2 separate regions of the Mus musculus genome follow, and region 1 is linked to region 2. A link is a loop called in an ENCODE intact Hi-C map of the cell type or tissue named here. Cell type or tissue: gastrocnemius. All regions are shown on one strand.

What was found. A loop is a pair of places that touch in the nucleus more often than their neighbours do. Peaks named below come from ENCODE experiments on the same cell type or tissue, not always from the same donor. Only the 100,000 strongest peaks of a DNase experiment are listed, where the experiment ranks them.
Region 1: a loop joins it to region 2, with 11 times the contacts of the local background. A loop is called at or near these places in 39 of 42 quality-filtered maps.

The regions. Positions count from the first base shown.
Region 1 is chr11:44,607,770-44,615,769 of GRCm38, reverse strand. No RefSeq gene overlaps it. Among named protein-coding and RNA genes, the nearest start is that of Ebf1, 6.3 kb to the left of the region's middle. In gastrocnemius, CTCF peaks have their summits at 1,997 and 4,725; DNase peaks (open chromatin) are centred at 2,079, 2,356 and 4,702; H3K4me3 peaks cover 2,548 bases; H3K27ac peaks cover 2,482 bases.
Region 2 is chr11:45,003,713-45,011,712 of GRCm38, reverse strand. It overlaps Ebf1 (early B cell factor 1), which reads right to left. Exons shown (of 16, transcript NM_007897.3): 16 at 3,617-6,996. The coding sequence ends at 6,965. Among named protein-coding and RNA genes, the nearest start is that of Gm51859, 81 kb to the left of the region's middle. In gastrocnemius, no CTCF peak of the experiment used is centred here; DNase peaks (open chromatin) are centred at 3,406 and 3,855; H3K4me3 peaks cover 507 bases; H3K27ac peaks cover 1,784 bases.

The DNA.
Region 1 (8,000 bases), 400 kb after region 2:
CAGACATAACTTTATCTACTATAGCTCCCAGACTATTTATCTAGACTACAGATGTGCTGGGACATTTCTTTCTGGTCCCATAATTAATGCCATCTCCTCCAAGCCATCTCAGCAGAGATCATCTGATCCACCAGGATCCTCATAGCATATACTAGAGTTTCTAGTACACAGTAGGTGCTGTGTGTGTGTGTGTGTGTGTGTGTGTGTGTGTGTGTGTGTGTGTGTGTGTGTGTGTAAAAAGATGAGTTATATGCTGGTAGACACCAGAACATTCTCCATCTCTATAGATTTTAAATGCACAATTGAAGCTGGGCCTCTTTAAACTTTTTCAAAGCTCCAAGCTGTGCTGATGTCCCAGACCCAGGATCCTCTTAACGTCAGGAGTACACAGAATAAGCCCCTTCCTTAAGTTCAGTGGTGACCCTTCAAGGTAGGGGCATCAGGAAGCATTGGCCACCCTTCTACAATGGGTCCCAGGAAGCCCTAGCTTAAGACTTAGGCTTAACTCTTCTTAACTGCTTGAGTCTCCACTTTTCAGTAATCAAGCCAAAACATTAAAAGTTGAATGTAGTGGGGTAGATGTTCCAGTGATGCACACAGTCAAGAAAGGATCATTGCCCGAATGAGGAGAAACACAGTCACATTGAGGCCTGTGGTTAACAAGAGTCACAAAGAACATAGTCCTCCAGAGGAGGTCGGAGGTCGGCTACAAAGGATCCTGGTGTCAGTCAGCACATGAAACCCACTATCCAGAAAAGAGAAACTGGAACAGAGAATGACAGCTATAGCAGCCCAATTCTCCAGAAATTAACTAAAAAGGAAGCAATTTTTATATCCATAAGCCAGAGGAGGAGGAAGAAGAGGAGGAGAGAAAGGGGAGGAGGAGGAGAGAAAGGGGAGGAGGAGGAGGAGGAGGAGGAGGAGGAGGAGGAGGAGGAGGAGGAGGAAGGGGAGGAGGGGGGAGGAGGAGGGGGGGAGGAGGAGGAGGAGGAGGAAGGGGAGGAGGGGGGAGGAGGAGGGGGGGAGGAGGAGGAGGAGGAGGAAGGGGAGGGGGGGAGGAGGAGGAGGGGGGAGGAGGAGGAGGAGGAGGAGGAGGAGGAGGAGGAGGAGGAGAAGGCAGTGATGGTGGTAAAGAGAGGGAGGCAAGAATCTTTGGATAGCCCTAATTCCCTTTGGCTTGACAGGCAGCCAACACCTCACCTGGGATAGTGGGCATATTTCACTTTCATTAAGCAAAGTGCATTTGTAGATTTTCATCTGGGTGAATTGCCTTTTAACGTGGCTTCTGCATCCAATAATAAATGTTTAAGTATAAGGAAGCCAAAAGGAAGTGGGAGAGAGAGAGAGAGAGAGAGAGAGAGAGAGAGAGAGAGAGAGAGAGAACTCTCTCTCTCTCTGTGTGTGTGTGTGTGTGTGTGTGTGTGTGTGTGTGTGTGTGTGTGTGTGTGAACATTCAGATACCTGGGCCTCCTTCACAGCTGCAGGACCAGAGCCTCTGGCATTGGTACCTAGGAATCTATATTTAAAGACATTTAAAAATTCTTGCCTTCTCCCCAAACAAAGAGACAGGGAAGGAGCCACTGTAAAGGAATATGTTTCTTCTAGAATGATGTTTTCCTGTCGAACTTCTGGCAGATTCTTCAGCTGTGGCTGGAGAGATGGGGTGGTGGTCATGGATAGGTTCTCAGAGGGTCCACACTACCAAGTGGGGTTGCCCAGCTTCTCAGGTCCCCCAGTGCTGGAGGAAGTTGAGGCTAGGGCCCAAGAATTCCCTCCCCCTGTGCTCTTCAAGCCCAACCAGTGGCACCCAGGCCATCTCGAACTTCTGTAGACCCAGACCCCCTTTCATGGGGCATATAAAATGATGCAATAACTTCTAGGGGCTCAGGTAAAATTATGCTCCCCTGCTTGCCTTTCAGTAAAAAGAAAGACCCCCCTGAATTGAGTGGAACTGGGATCAGAAGGAATGTCCCAAGAAAAGAGGGGATGGCTTTTGCTTGTCTGCCCCCAGGAGGCAGGCTTGGGACTTGTCCTGAAGCGTGTTCTACTTTTCTCTTTTTGAGGACCCCCCACCCAACAGTCGGGGAACTGCCCCCTCACCTTTTTTAGCTTTCTTGCCAGAGGTAGCTGCGACCCCAGTGGGACAACGGGCTCTTCATCCAGTGCTGGGTAGAACTGGAAGTGGGCGACAAAGCGCCTAAGCTCAAAGGCCCTCTGAGAGCTTCTGGGGAGTTGCGGGCCACTAGACGTCTGAGATGTGTGACTGGGACAGGCCGAAGCCAGGCCACTATCAAGGGAACCCGGTAGAGTCTGTAGCGACCTGGAGTCCTGGGAAAGCGGGGTGCAGCCAGGCAAGGGCGAGGGCGATGGGAAGATACCACGGATGCGTGTTGGGACTGCCGAACACTGGGACCCACGCGCCCACTAAACCCTGGTCTGTCCCCGGGTGGCATTCACCCACCTCTGTGGGGAGCGTGGGAGCCGCAGGCCAGAACGCCACCGGAAATCCGGACTCTGATCCGGGCTTGCGACCTCGCGGCGCTCCGGAAAAGTCCCTCCTTTGCTCATCCAGTCTCTGTCCCTGGGATAACCCTCCTTTTCTTGGAACCAACTAGAAAACTGAAGAAGAGGGTGACAGCCACTCGCAGGAGGTAGAGAACGATTAAACAATCTCTAAGGCTCTGTCGCAGAGACTGCAGTCAACGTGGGTAGGACCAGGCGCGGTGCGGTTCCACAAAACTGTCCCCTCTCAGAACGAGCTGAGGCCTCTCTCGGGTTTCCCCCGGGATCGTCCCAGACAATAAATAGATCCCATTTGTTGCTAGGTTTACCGGACATGAAATTACTCAATCGCGACTACAGTCCACTCCCATTGTACAGGTGAGGAAACGGAGGGTTTTTAAGAGAAGCGGAAGCGAATGAAATCTTGTTCCTGCCACACCGCTAATAAAGTTACCAAGACATTGTCTCAGGGACCAGTGCTCTTAACCTTGGAGTCAAACCTCCACCCGGCAGAGGCAGCTAAGGGCTATTCAACACCACTAGAATTCTTGGGTGCACTGAGTCCTGGTTACACATAGCGGGGGAGGGAGATAAGGGGAGCAGAGTGAAAGAGAGAGAGGGCGCTTGTCACGGTGAGGACAAACCACACAGAAGTCAGGAGAGTGTAGTTTCAGGAAAATCTTAACGAATATGATTATTTGAAAACAAGTTTGCGCTGTAATGTAAGTGGGTGCCTTTCCCCTCTCCTTCCCAGACAGGACTCCCCAGGGACGTGCCAGCTCCAGCCCTAGCTGTGTCACGTCCTCTCCCAGTCCCAGCTAAGGTCTAAGCTTGCCTAATGAAACGACCTTAAGTACAGGACTTTGCTATGATGTCCGATGTCCACGATGTCCACTACAGGCCAGAAATCAGAACAGCTGAGCATGTGTTTTAATTGTGGGTTGGGGGGACATGGTTCAGTCTTGGTCTGAGCACGGATAGCTAAAACCCGACGTAATTCTGAGTTGAGAGAAAATAGCTGGTGGTGTTCCAGAAAAAGAACTCTAGGCTGGTGCCGCCCAGGGGTGGAGTTCAGCTGGTACCCCACTTTGAGAATTTTGCTTATCTGCCTAGGAGACTAAAGCTGGCTTTCTCCACATAGGAGGTGGGGTGGGGTATCCAAGGGTTTTAGAAGGGAGCTCTCCAGCAGTTTATAAGTTAACACTGCTTAAGTTTTAAAACAAACTGAGATGGAAGAAAGAAAAAAAAAAGCAGGGAGTTGGGGGGGGGGGCTATAAAGATTTAAGAGAGAAAAGGGCCTGTTTCCCTAAAGGAAAGTTAAGAAAGGAAAAGCGCATTCGAGAGGTGGGTTCAGGATACCCAAGTGAGAAAAACTGTGTGCTCCTTTTTTGGGGGCAGCTTTCTGGGTATTTGCGCGGTGGCGCTGTGCGCTTCCTGGTCCTTATTGGTAGCTTTGTTTAAAGTGCCTGTGGTGTGAATGCAGACACGGGTTTTCAATCAGCGAGCCTCAGCTACATTATTTGAGGGTCTGAACAGTGCATTCTTGGCTCCGTGTGAGCGCGCGTGCTTCAGTGCGGGCCCAAGGGGTGCACAGGTGCACCTCTATCTCGAGTGTGCATGAGAGTCACGTGAAGACATAGTTTATGTGAGTACAGTGTGCAAGCACAGAACTTGGGTACCGAGCAAGATCGTACACGCGAGTCTGAGCCCGCACTTGTGTGTGTTAACTGCCGCAAAGACATCCTAAGAATCAAAGTCCAGCTAGGCGAAAGCAGCAGGCTGCGTGGAAATCGAGGTGTCAAGGGCAGCGGTGAGACTGCAGGTCCCTTGGCCTTACGGGTGGGAGGGAGCCTGCTGGAGGAGCGCAGGGCATGGCCACAGGCCGGGGGTGGGCGCCCAGCTCAGCTCCCTGCAGACCAGGTGTAATTTCCACCCACAAATTACCCGAACTGAGAGCGCAACGGTCCCTGCTGGACAGTTCCGCGCTCTTAATGGTTCCTCGCGGACAGTTTCTGATTATTGATGCGGCGTCCAAAAAGAGACCGCTTCCGGGAGATTTGCTTGTGTGTTCATTCCCCTTATCGCTGTTGATTTGCTTGGCTGCTACAAAGACCCAACCAAGCCGACCAGCGCGACCAAGAAAGAAGTCCTGAGCGGATTCCATAGTGCAGGCTACTTGCTGGCCAGAATTGTCTTCCAAGGTGGAGTCACAGCGCCACCTCGCGATCCCCTAGCTCCCTTGCGGTACTGCCGCTCGAGAAGGAGACTTTGCAGGTCCCCAGCCTATAAATTCCCAATGCTGGTTCACACTCAACATTTCTTTATTCGGTTAATAAGTTCTTCATTTTCCCAGGCACACCTTGAACACTTCTGGACTACCCACCCGTCAGGGTTCAATCTCCAAGGTTGCCTAAATGAACCTCTCTCTCCAAGACAGCCCATGGGTACCTTTCCTCAGCTTCCCCTAAGGCTCAGTTCACACTGTCAGAAATACAGTCTCGCTTCCCTCCCTGATCAAGCAACTCCTCAATAATGTCGAAAATTGTTCTTCAACATCAACCCAATCTAGAACTTATTGCTGAGCGTGTGTGAGGGAGTCTCTGATCCAATGTTTTATGCTAAGCATAAGGCAGTCTTACTTAATCATCCTACATACCAAGCCTTGACTATTTATTATTATTATTATTATTATTATTATTATTATTATTATTATTATTATTTACATGAAGAAGCCATTGTTAGAGGGGCTAAAGTGCCCAGCCAAGGTCATGAGCCCAGGTTAGTCTATCTGATGCCAGAACACACCTTTAGCAGCTCTATGTCTTGCCAACTTCATCAGCTCTATGGCCTCAGGCCATGTGGCCAGACAAGGCTCAGAGTCAGCATTCATGTAAACCCATTGCTCTGGAGAACGGAGACAGGAAGAGGACTGCTATTATCAAGCACCTTGTTTGCTCACACAGCATATTACAGTCTATCACACATAGCTCATTACAGTGTATTGCACACAGCATATTACAGTCTATCACACATAGAATATTACAGTGTATTGCACACAGCGTATTACAGCATATAACACACAGCACATTACAGCCTATCACAGAGCATATTACAGTGTATCGCACACAGCACATTATAGCACATATAACACACAGCACATTGCAGCGTATCACACACAACATATTACAACACATGACACACAGCATATTACAACATATAACACACAGCAAATTACAGTATATCGCACACAGCATATTACAGCATATCGCACGCAAGGATTGCTAACAAAGCATATTACACCACTCTCTACCCAAGGGACCCTAGCCAAGCCAGTCATCCTTCCTTCATCTTTTTTTTAAATTAAAAATATTTTAAATTTATTTCTATTTTATGTGTATTCACATCTTACCTGCATGTATGTATATACACCATAACCATGCCTCCTGACACAGAAGGCAGATACCCTGAAACTGAAGTTACAGACAGCTGTCATGTGGGTGCTGAGAACCAAACCTAGGTCCTTTGCAAGAGCAGCAAGTGCTTTTAACCAGTGAGCCATTGCTCCAGCTCCCCAACCTCCTTATTCTTAAAAGTCAGTTTACTGTAAGGGACAAAGGAGAGACGTGGATGCTACATACCCGATGTACTGCTCCACGCTGCAACCAGCACAAATGCAGCATTTGTGAGCACTGGGCTCACAGCTCGAAAATCGTAATTACTGATAGTCACCAACTAACACACCAAACAAAATGAATCTACTAGCTACATAGAATTTATTATGAAACTACCTTGTGGTTATATCTTCATTTTCATTGTGGACATGAGTTACGTAATGGGACATGTTTACTTTACGATAGTCTGAGTGTTTATATTACCCTGATATTCTATTTAAAAAAAAAAAAACATTTAAGGGGCGGAGAGGGCAAGAGAGAACTAAACAGTAAATCAGTAGGTTTTGCCTCTTGCCCTTCCCTTCCTTTGTAGACTTTTGCCAGGAAAGATTTAAAGGGAGACTATAAAAATGTTTCTTACTCTGGAGAGTACAAAATTCTGTTTTTTTTTTTTCAATTATGGGAGATTCTGAGCTAGTCTGAGTTTTTCCCCACTCAAAAAAAAAAAAACCCACATTGTCACAGCTAACACATTAAAAGCTTTGGGATTAAGCTAAGCAAATGTGTGCATGCAAATGGTGGCACCCAAGTAAGAGAAACAAATCAGGGTTGTCGGAACACAGGCCAGGCAGGCTGTTAGACATGTCTCTAAAAGACAATATTTTAAAATTCAGTGTCTCTTTCCAGAATGACTCATGAAAGAACTACTCCTGTGTTAAGTTTGTCGAATATGAACTTTGCAGCCTGCTCCAGTTAGACCTTCCGTGCTCTAGAAAGGCAGATGAGCAGTAGAACCATGTCATAGCTCTGTAGTTTCTCCTCAGAGAAGAAGGCAGGACAATCCACAGGGGAGAGCAGTGTGCTTCCGGTTCTGCTGGCCCATGATCCATTTCTAGAGATTCCACCGCAGGCTGGATCGAGCTAAATTCGTGTGTACTTGTTTCTTTTTCTTGGGATGCTCTCGTATGGAGAAAGAGACGTGGGCGACTCTACCTGCATTGAAGTCGTGTGCTCAGGGGTTTAGTAGCATGGCTGATGAGATTTTATTACCCTTGACTGGAAATTTGGCTCATACTAATGCCACGACCCACTGACTTTTTGGCAACTTGGGATCTATTCTATTTCTCCCTCCTCTCCCCCCTCCCCTTTCTAACATTCCTTCTCTTCCTTTTCCTTTTCCTCTTCTTTCTCACCATGACAGTCATTAGGGATAGCCACCAAAATCCTAGGTCTTTCTCTTCTCGCAGAATACTACTTCCCCCATTTCCAGGTTGGGATAGCCTGGGTCCTCTGTAAGTGGAGAAGAACTGTGATTTGCCTCAGCAAATGAGGAGTTAGCAGGCATGGCATGTCACTCATGGGCAAGAAGCAAGAAGAGCCAGGGCAGAGTTCATCAAGCTCCTGTCCCTAGTGGCGGGAGCTGATAGATCCCCAAATGGAGTTTACAATCACCTGCCACTCTTTGTAAAGCTGATGTGTACTGGGGTCCCCCTGTACTCACAGGGGCATTTAGCATGAGTGGGAAATTACCCTGTTCCTATAAAGCACAGGCGATTCTTGACTGGAGTGTGGCCTAGCCTTTTTGACTAATGCACTTTGGAAAGTAACACTTTTTCCTCTGGGAGGAAAAAAAGAAAGTTCTTCCCATGAGTGAAAAAAAAAAAAAGTGGCTTTCTCCATCTAATGAAAAGAATTATCAGAAATCTGAATGTCTTTGCTTTAGTCAAGTCACTCTTAGAGCTCCCAACATCATTTGGAAACTCCGAAGAGAGAAAAGGAGATGTGCTGAAGACATCATTAAAAGGAAACTGGAAATTCTTTCGGGAGCCCCACAGGACTTTCCAGGAGCATTTTGCTCACTTGCAGATACACTAGGAAGAGTTTCCT
Region 2 (8,000 bases):
TCTACCTTTGGTGGGGGAGGGAGGGTATATGCTAAATAGATCAAAATTAGTTCCAACATACCGTAACTCTCCAGATAAAACTACTTGATGCTCTTGTTTAAGAAAGAAAAAAATGAAAACAATATCTTTCTAGTTCTGGAAACTGAATTTGAAGATATAGGAAGGATTGGATCATTGGCTCCACAGTAAGAAAAATAGGCCAGAGAGACCAACGTCTTCTTAAAGGGAAGTTCTCTCTATCTCTGTCAAAGGTGTGAGCATTCAATTGGGCATTGCAGCTCAGTAGCAAAGTCCATGCCTAGCATGTGTGAGGTCCCAGGTTCCATTCCCAGCTCCCAACATGCATACTGGTGACTACTCTTTTGACTTTTTTGTTATCCATTAACTCCCATATTACATCGACCATTGAACCATGATGGCTCTTTTACATCTCTTAGTCCTATCTACTTCCCCCTTTTATCTCCCTAATCCAAGCTGTTCATGTCTTGAGAGGACCACTACAATAACCTCCAGGTGTTCCTCAGTTTCCCTCTGCCCCCTCTACAGGACATCTCTAAGGTCCGTGTATGCAATATGGAAGTCTCCCCACTGTTTATGAGGATAATAAATGTGTGCTGTGACATAAACAACAAGAAAATATAAGTAGAGCAGAGATGGGAGACCATAGATGACAGAGAGACATGGAGAGAGGTCTGCCTGAGATGGAGCAGAAGGTCTCTGGCAGGTCAAGATCAGAAGCAAAATGAGTTCAAATAAGCTTAGGTTTCCCCCTGCAATAGGGTGAACTTGGGGGCTGATTAGAATGTAATATATTGAGGAATGAACAATTGATCGTGTGAAAGAGGGTGGAGGTGATCATTTTGAGATTTTGAACATGGCATGCGGAAAAGAACTCATTTCTTTGAGATTTTATGTAAAAATGAATTCATCTGTGATGGGTCTTCTGTGAAGCAAGAGGAATCATGGTAGGTTTTTTAGTGTGGGTTTGTGTCTTGAGCAGCCTCTGATGCCTGCAGCCAGCAGGGTTCCACAAGAACCTGATCCCACTTTCCCAAACCCCTATGGCCGGTAATTTCAATCCTTGGTTTATCTCATAGTGAAGTCTCAAGGTATTGATCATAGTTGGCTATTATACCATAAGGACTGCTCAAGTGACACCTTCAGTAACTTGGACTTTTTGCCAGAAATCCCAAAATGACACTTTAAAGGGACAAGAATGTAGATATATATATGGTTTATGAGTATCACTTGCATGTATATATGGACACCCCATATGCTTATGTGCAGTGCAAGAGGAGGCCAGAAGAGGGAACTGAATCCGTGTTAAATACGATTATGATCCATCATGTAAGTGCTAGGAACTTAATCTGGGTCCTCTACAAGAGCAGCCAGTACTCGTAAGTACTAAGCCATCTCTCAAGCCACTAACACTTATGGTTTTGAATCATTGCTTCTAAATTGGATTTCAACATTTATAAAGTGAAACATCATCAACTCCAAATGCTGGAGAAAAGAAATCTACCAAGTCCTAAAGTGACCAAAGGATGTGAAGACCATACATTCTGGTGAGGGCAAATTGTCTGGAGCAACTCTGGCCATATGTTCACTTCAGATGCAGCATGTGATTGCTGGTGGCTGTATCCAGCCCCTGCCTCCCCTTCACTCCCTCCCTTCTCCCATCCCTCCCTCCTTTTCTCTCTCATGGATAAATTCTTTCTGTCTCTCTCTGTCTATCTATGTGTGTCTCTCTGTCTCTCCTTCTCTCTGCCTGTCAGCTTAACCCCAAGGAATTTTGCCAGATTTAAATACACCACCGCCTTTGTGAACATTCAGGGACCGTGAGTTTGTGAGTTTGTCAGAGGCTCTGCGTGAAGGCACCTCAGCTGATTGGCTCCTTAGCATCTAACACACCAAACCCATGCTAGGTGCCCAGAATATGCTGTGAATTGGAGTCGTTGTGCCCCACAAAGTCACTGTGGGCATCTGTGCACTCCACTCACACAGTCTCTCTGCTCTTGGGTGCCCTTCATCTTACTTCAAGTTCAGTCATCACACTGTCAGCCATTCTGCCTCGGCTGCTCACTCTTTCTGCCTCAGCTCAACTACTACTTTCTCTAGAAGACTTTTCCAGAAAGTCCTTAGATTATGTCAGACCTCACGATGTTATACCTTCAAAGCATTCTTGACTCGGACCTCAATACCCTCGTTAGATGTTATGTGTGTTGTGGGTTTATGTCAATTTTTCTATTGTAAGCGCCAAGAGTGGGAACAATGCCAGTGTTCTTACGAATGGGTCCACTACTCCTCATCAAGGGTCATAGGCATGCCAAATGCTTGAGGTTTAAGGGAACAAATGAATGAATGAGTGAATGAATGAATGAATGAATGAATGCTGTCAAGAGGTAGGCCTTACGGAGTTCTAAGCCAATTCAGAGTGTGGTTATCTGTTTTTATTCTGTGGAGCTCTGGCATATGTCTGCCTCTTGCAGTTTAAGCATCATAGACATGGATGACGTGGAAGCGGGTTGTCTTGTCTGGCACCACATGCATCCTGAAGTCATCCTGAACCTTTTGCTCAGTGTTTCTCCTCTGCAACTGATACAGAATTGAAAAAATAGGGGATGGCCAAGCTGATCAGGTAGGAGTCTCCATGGAGACAGGACAGCAGCTTCTGTATGTTCTGGCTTACATGGGGTGGCCTTTCATGACCTTACCTTGGGCTGTATTTCAGGGTAGTGCCATAGCAGTGCCTCCCACAAATGAATGTGCTGGTGGTTATGGGACACCCTCTTAGGTCTGGCCATGGAGTTTCTGTTGGTCGAGGCATTTTGTAAGCGCCATTAACCTCATCGTGTCCAGTCATTGCAAAATTAGTGAAGACATGGAACGTACAATGGAAAGATGTATCCTTAAATGACCCGGTCCCAGATGTGTGTATATCTTCTGTGGACCTATGAAGTTTGCACAACGACTGAGTGCCTGTAACTTTCAATTCCAGACAGATGTGGTTTTGTCAACCAGGAAAAAGAAAAAAAAAACTATTATCCACACAAAGTTTATATATATATATATATACATATATATATATACATATATATATATATATATATATATATATATATATATATATATATATATATATATGTTCTCTAGTCACACGTCTCATCAGCAAGCCAGGGCACATAATTAATTGACCAGGAGGCACACTGGGATTAATTAGCAGTTGCATAGGAAGAGTTTAGCTCAGCCTTCCAGGGCAGAGGATGGTGTTCTAGAATGACCAGTTCCTGGATTCCCAATTCAGCCCCTATCATGGGGGGAATCTCACTGTTCACTGACAATAGGACTGGGGGCTCTTGCCACCAATGTGGGCCAGCACGTGCACACCTGGCTCATGCCAGCAGAGGGCAGCAGTACGCTGTGCGTGTTCAATTTGCATTCCAAATTAGCAGATCCCGGTGGGACCTACAAAGAAAGGAAGTGGGTGCCCCAGGCCTAGGCTAATTCTCTCTGGGTGTTAACACTGGCCCGAATAATAGCAAACCCGGGCCTTTTGCAGTCCATTGAGTGTTGCTCTTCTCTTCTGCCATAGAGAAATGAACACGCCACTAGGAGCTGCTATCACAGACAGGAAGTAACTTTAATTAAATATCGTGAACGTTGAAAAGTTTTTTACAGTTTGAATTTTTGAAAAAAAAAAAGGAGAAGAAAAGAAAAGAAAGAAAGAAATAAAAAAGAATGAAATATAACAATCTCTACAGTAGTTGAGTGCTCTAACAATTGGATTGTACAGTGTGTGTCTATTGAAAACGTTTGAAAAGAAGGTGAAAGATTTGCAGAATGAGTTCATGGAGCTGCATCCTACATTGTGAGGCCGGGCATGGCGTGGACATATCCAGTCATCCAGAGGCAGGGCTCTTCCCCCAAAACGGAAATCTGAATTGAATTCTCTACTCCATCTTCTTTTTAAAAGCCATATTCTGTATTTAGGGGGCTATATCTTAAAGGGACTTAAAAACAAGATTTTGTGTAGAAGAAAGTGGTTCCTAAAACCAAACTACTTCTCCATCGGCTAATCAAACAGAAGTAACAAAACACAATTGATACACATTTTCTTTTTAAAGGCTCTTTGGGCTTTCCAGTAAAGTTCTCATCACGTCACAGCACGTGGCTAACAGATTGGTGGCGTCTTTTGTCAGGGTCTGAGCCGGACACCTCACCGGCTTGCTGCTCGTTCCTTTGCAGACAGTTGTCTGGCTCACCAGACAAAATATGGCTTTAGACGTTAGACATCTTGAGGCCAGCGCTTACCACACGAATTCAGACAACCTTTCTGAGTACGGAGAAGCAATGCTAAACCTTGCTTATATTTTTTTCCAGTTTCTTTTTATTTTTATTATTATTATTATTATCATCAGTTGTCATTATTATTATTTCTCACCATGAAAAATCAGCTTTCCTCCCTCCCCTCCCCTACCAACCCCCCCAACTTCCCTCCCCTCCCCTCCCCAACCCATAAAAATCCGCACTCTGACAGTCTAGTGAAAACCGTTGAAATCCATCCGGGCATGCACAGTCGCAGCTTTGTTAATGTTCTCTTGCTCTACTAGAAAAAGTAACATTGTCTTAAAGTAACAAAACAGTTCTTTTGTGCTTTTCGATTTCTCTCTTTTTTTTTCTTCTTTTTCTTTTTTTTTTTTCTTAGAATGTTAGTGATGGCTGACAGTTGGGGGGGGTGCACAGTACAATGTACAGGTGAAATGGATATGATTTGCATTGTTAAGGCATCCAATCTGCTGGTTTATATTTATGTGAAAGACAGAGAATATACAAGCAGACTTAAGAAAGAAAGTATGTTCATTGATCTCTATGAAGTTTCTCCCCCAAATTTAATGCACAAAATGCGTCACTCCAAAGGGAGAGATTCCATGCATATTACTAGAGTAAAACAGCGTTTTTGTATGCTTCCAAAGCAAAGGGTACATTATTTTTAAATCTACAGAACTAAATACTACAAGAATAATATGCTACTATTTTTTTGCCATATATTGGAAAAAACTTCTTAACTTACAAATAATACAAAAATAGACAATGGCTTTTGGGTGGAAATAAAAAAATGAAGCATGGTTTAAAACAATACTAAAAATACCTATAAATGAATTGTTTAAAAATCACATTGAAACAGCTAATACAACTATAAGTGACCAAACTATACTTGCGCACTGTTCACAAAGCAAACACACACACAAAATAAACTAGGGGTGGGGGATGGGAGGAAGGAGAGAAAAGCAATGTACAAATTCCAAAGATAAATACATTATTTATATGGATATTTTACAAAATCCCCATTAAAACAAACAAACAGAAAGCCTTTGAATTAACTTTGCAAGTATGTGCAAGCTAAAGGTAGTGCGCTTTTTATTTCTTTGCAAAATATGCAGTATAATTCTTTGCGTGTGTGAGATCGAAAATCTTAAGACATTAAAATGTATAAATAAAACAACTTTGGCAAAAAAAAAATCACAAAAGAAATCTACAGTATTTATAACTACATACAGAAACAGAAGGGCAGAGGTCAGCAGGAACACGCCCCCTCAGAGCCTTGCTGGCTGAATCTTTGCTATGGATTCTTTAAGAACACTTCCCAGTTGAAAGCAAAATTTCCCATAGAAAGCTGAGTTTGAAGCCTCAACCTTCCCTTCCTCTCTCCCAGTTTCCTTTCACACTGAACTCCAAAGCACTTTACCTGTTGACTGAATATAGAACTTTCCAACCTTGCGGAGTCTTGCGGATACAGACCCCTGTGTGATTTGGGACCTTGCGGAGTCTTGCGGGTATAGACCCGTGTGATTTGGGAGCCCGGAACAGCACACCTACTTGCCTTTGTGGGTTTGCTTTATTTGGGTTTTTGAGCCCAGATCTAGAGTTAATATCTAGGATTCCAGCTTGAGTAAGCTTGGATCTCTTGACGGTGGAGTGCGAGCGAGATTTTGGCTTGGTAAACTGGAGGGCATATATGGAATTCTGTGCCTGGACCCTGTCCTGTGAAGTCTTGAAGGAGATTCTCGCTCGGAACATGTGTTGCTCCACTCTCAGAGGCCGCTGGCTTCGGGAGAAGTTGATGTTAAGTAAAAGAATAAGATCGGGTTTAAAGATGCATGTTGTTTTGTTTTGTTTTGTTTTGTTTTTGTTTGTTTTTAAACAATCTGTCTAGAGGCACTGGCTTTTCGAGTACAAGGGCAAACGTGATCATGTATGTCGCTTGGTAACTTTCCAGGCTACACTTATTTACACAGTTACTTAAGACAACCATACAAAAGAGAGAACGAAGCTTGCACTGCTAAGGGGTGGCGTGTTAAGTTAGATATTGAAAATGCACTGTCTGAGCTAACTACCACTGATAAGCTTTAAGGCGCAGAAGCCGACCCTTAGTTCACTAAAAAATCTAACTGGCATTCCTATTCTGTCCATACGAGCTCTTTTTTTAAATTTATTTTTCCCTGTTTTTCTTTTTTTTTTCTCCTTTTAGATTTTTTTTTTTTGTAAATATCACCACTTCATTCTCCCCTTCCATAGCTTTAAAAACATAAATTAAAACATGGAGTCTTGTTTATAGTGGCCCTTGTGTGTAGCTTAATGGTTTATAAAAGACAAATGGTTGCAGAGTTAAGCTTAAGAAAAGAAAGAAAGAAAAAGAAAATGTGGGCTTGCTTTTTATCAATACAGAATAAATATATCCCCCAGATACTCGGGGGTTACAACTTTAACCAACACCCTGCTCTGGCAGACCCCCTTTCCAATTTCAGTATTTGCAAGGTCGGTGATTTTGTTTAAAAATCTGCAGTTATTGTGTGATTCCTCTTAAAAAGGCCTGAGTTAAAAGTTCCACTCTGGGACTCATGTCAGATAACTTTCGTAGCAGAATCCAACCTCTTCATTAATAAAATTCTTCAAGGCAATTCTTTCACATGGGAGGGACAATCATGCCAGATATCGCTACGAAGAGAAAAGACAGAAGTCAACGGTTTTGCATCCAAACATTTCACAAGGGAGGGGAGACACAATAATTAAAAACAAAAAAACCCAATCCACACGTGACATTGGTAGCTGAATGTTACCCAGATGCCCTTGCATCTTTCGGGGAATGAATTGTGTCATAAAATATACATGTACCTTATTAAAAATGTTATACATGTATATGTGTCTCTAACAGGGTATCCTAAACATTTCTCTAAATCTGACTTCAATTTTAAGACATAGCTGGAGAGTTGCATAGTTAGAATACCATTGGGAAAGTTGCAGCCTCAGACTTTGCAAAATAGTGAGAATTTTCAGTTTGTCATTTTGCCTCCACCCCCCCACCATCACATACGAAGTATAAAATAAAGGAATGGCCCGCTGTAACTGCCAACAATTTCTGCGAACAGTCTCTCCTTATGTTCTGTATTAGCATGAAAATTAAGCAACAGAGCAACCATCTGAGGGAGGGCCTTCCCTTCAGCCCTAGCTGGAAAAGGACGCCAGCCACAGCACCACAGCAGGCATTGTTCACAGGGAAAGCTGAGTCCTGGTTGGAAGAGAGAGCCTGTTTGCCGGACACTGTAGAATGCCTCTCTACTCCCAGGATTTCTGGAATGACCTGAGCATGGCTACTAGGGAAAACATGTAGCCTATGAAGGGAAGACCTGTTTTTAGTCAACCCTATTTTTATTTTAGAGTTTGGAGTTAGGAGCTGCACGGCCATGTTTAGGAAATGCTGCCTCATGCCTGCCCACTTCAGAGCGCATTCCTCTGAGATGGCTAATTCTCTGCCTGACCCTCAGCCTCCATGGCTGGAACATGAAGTGAACTGCAGCACTCAGGAGTTAGTGAACGTTTAAATAGAAGCAGAGCGCCTGGGTCTAACCCCCCAGCCCAGGCAGGGTCTAACCCCAAGGCAGATTACCCTCTGCCTGTGAACTACCATTTCTGCTTCTTGGATCTAGCTGAAAGCACTGTTA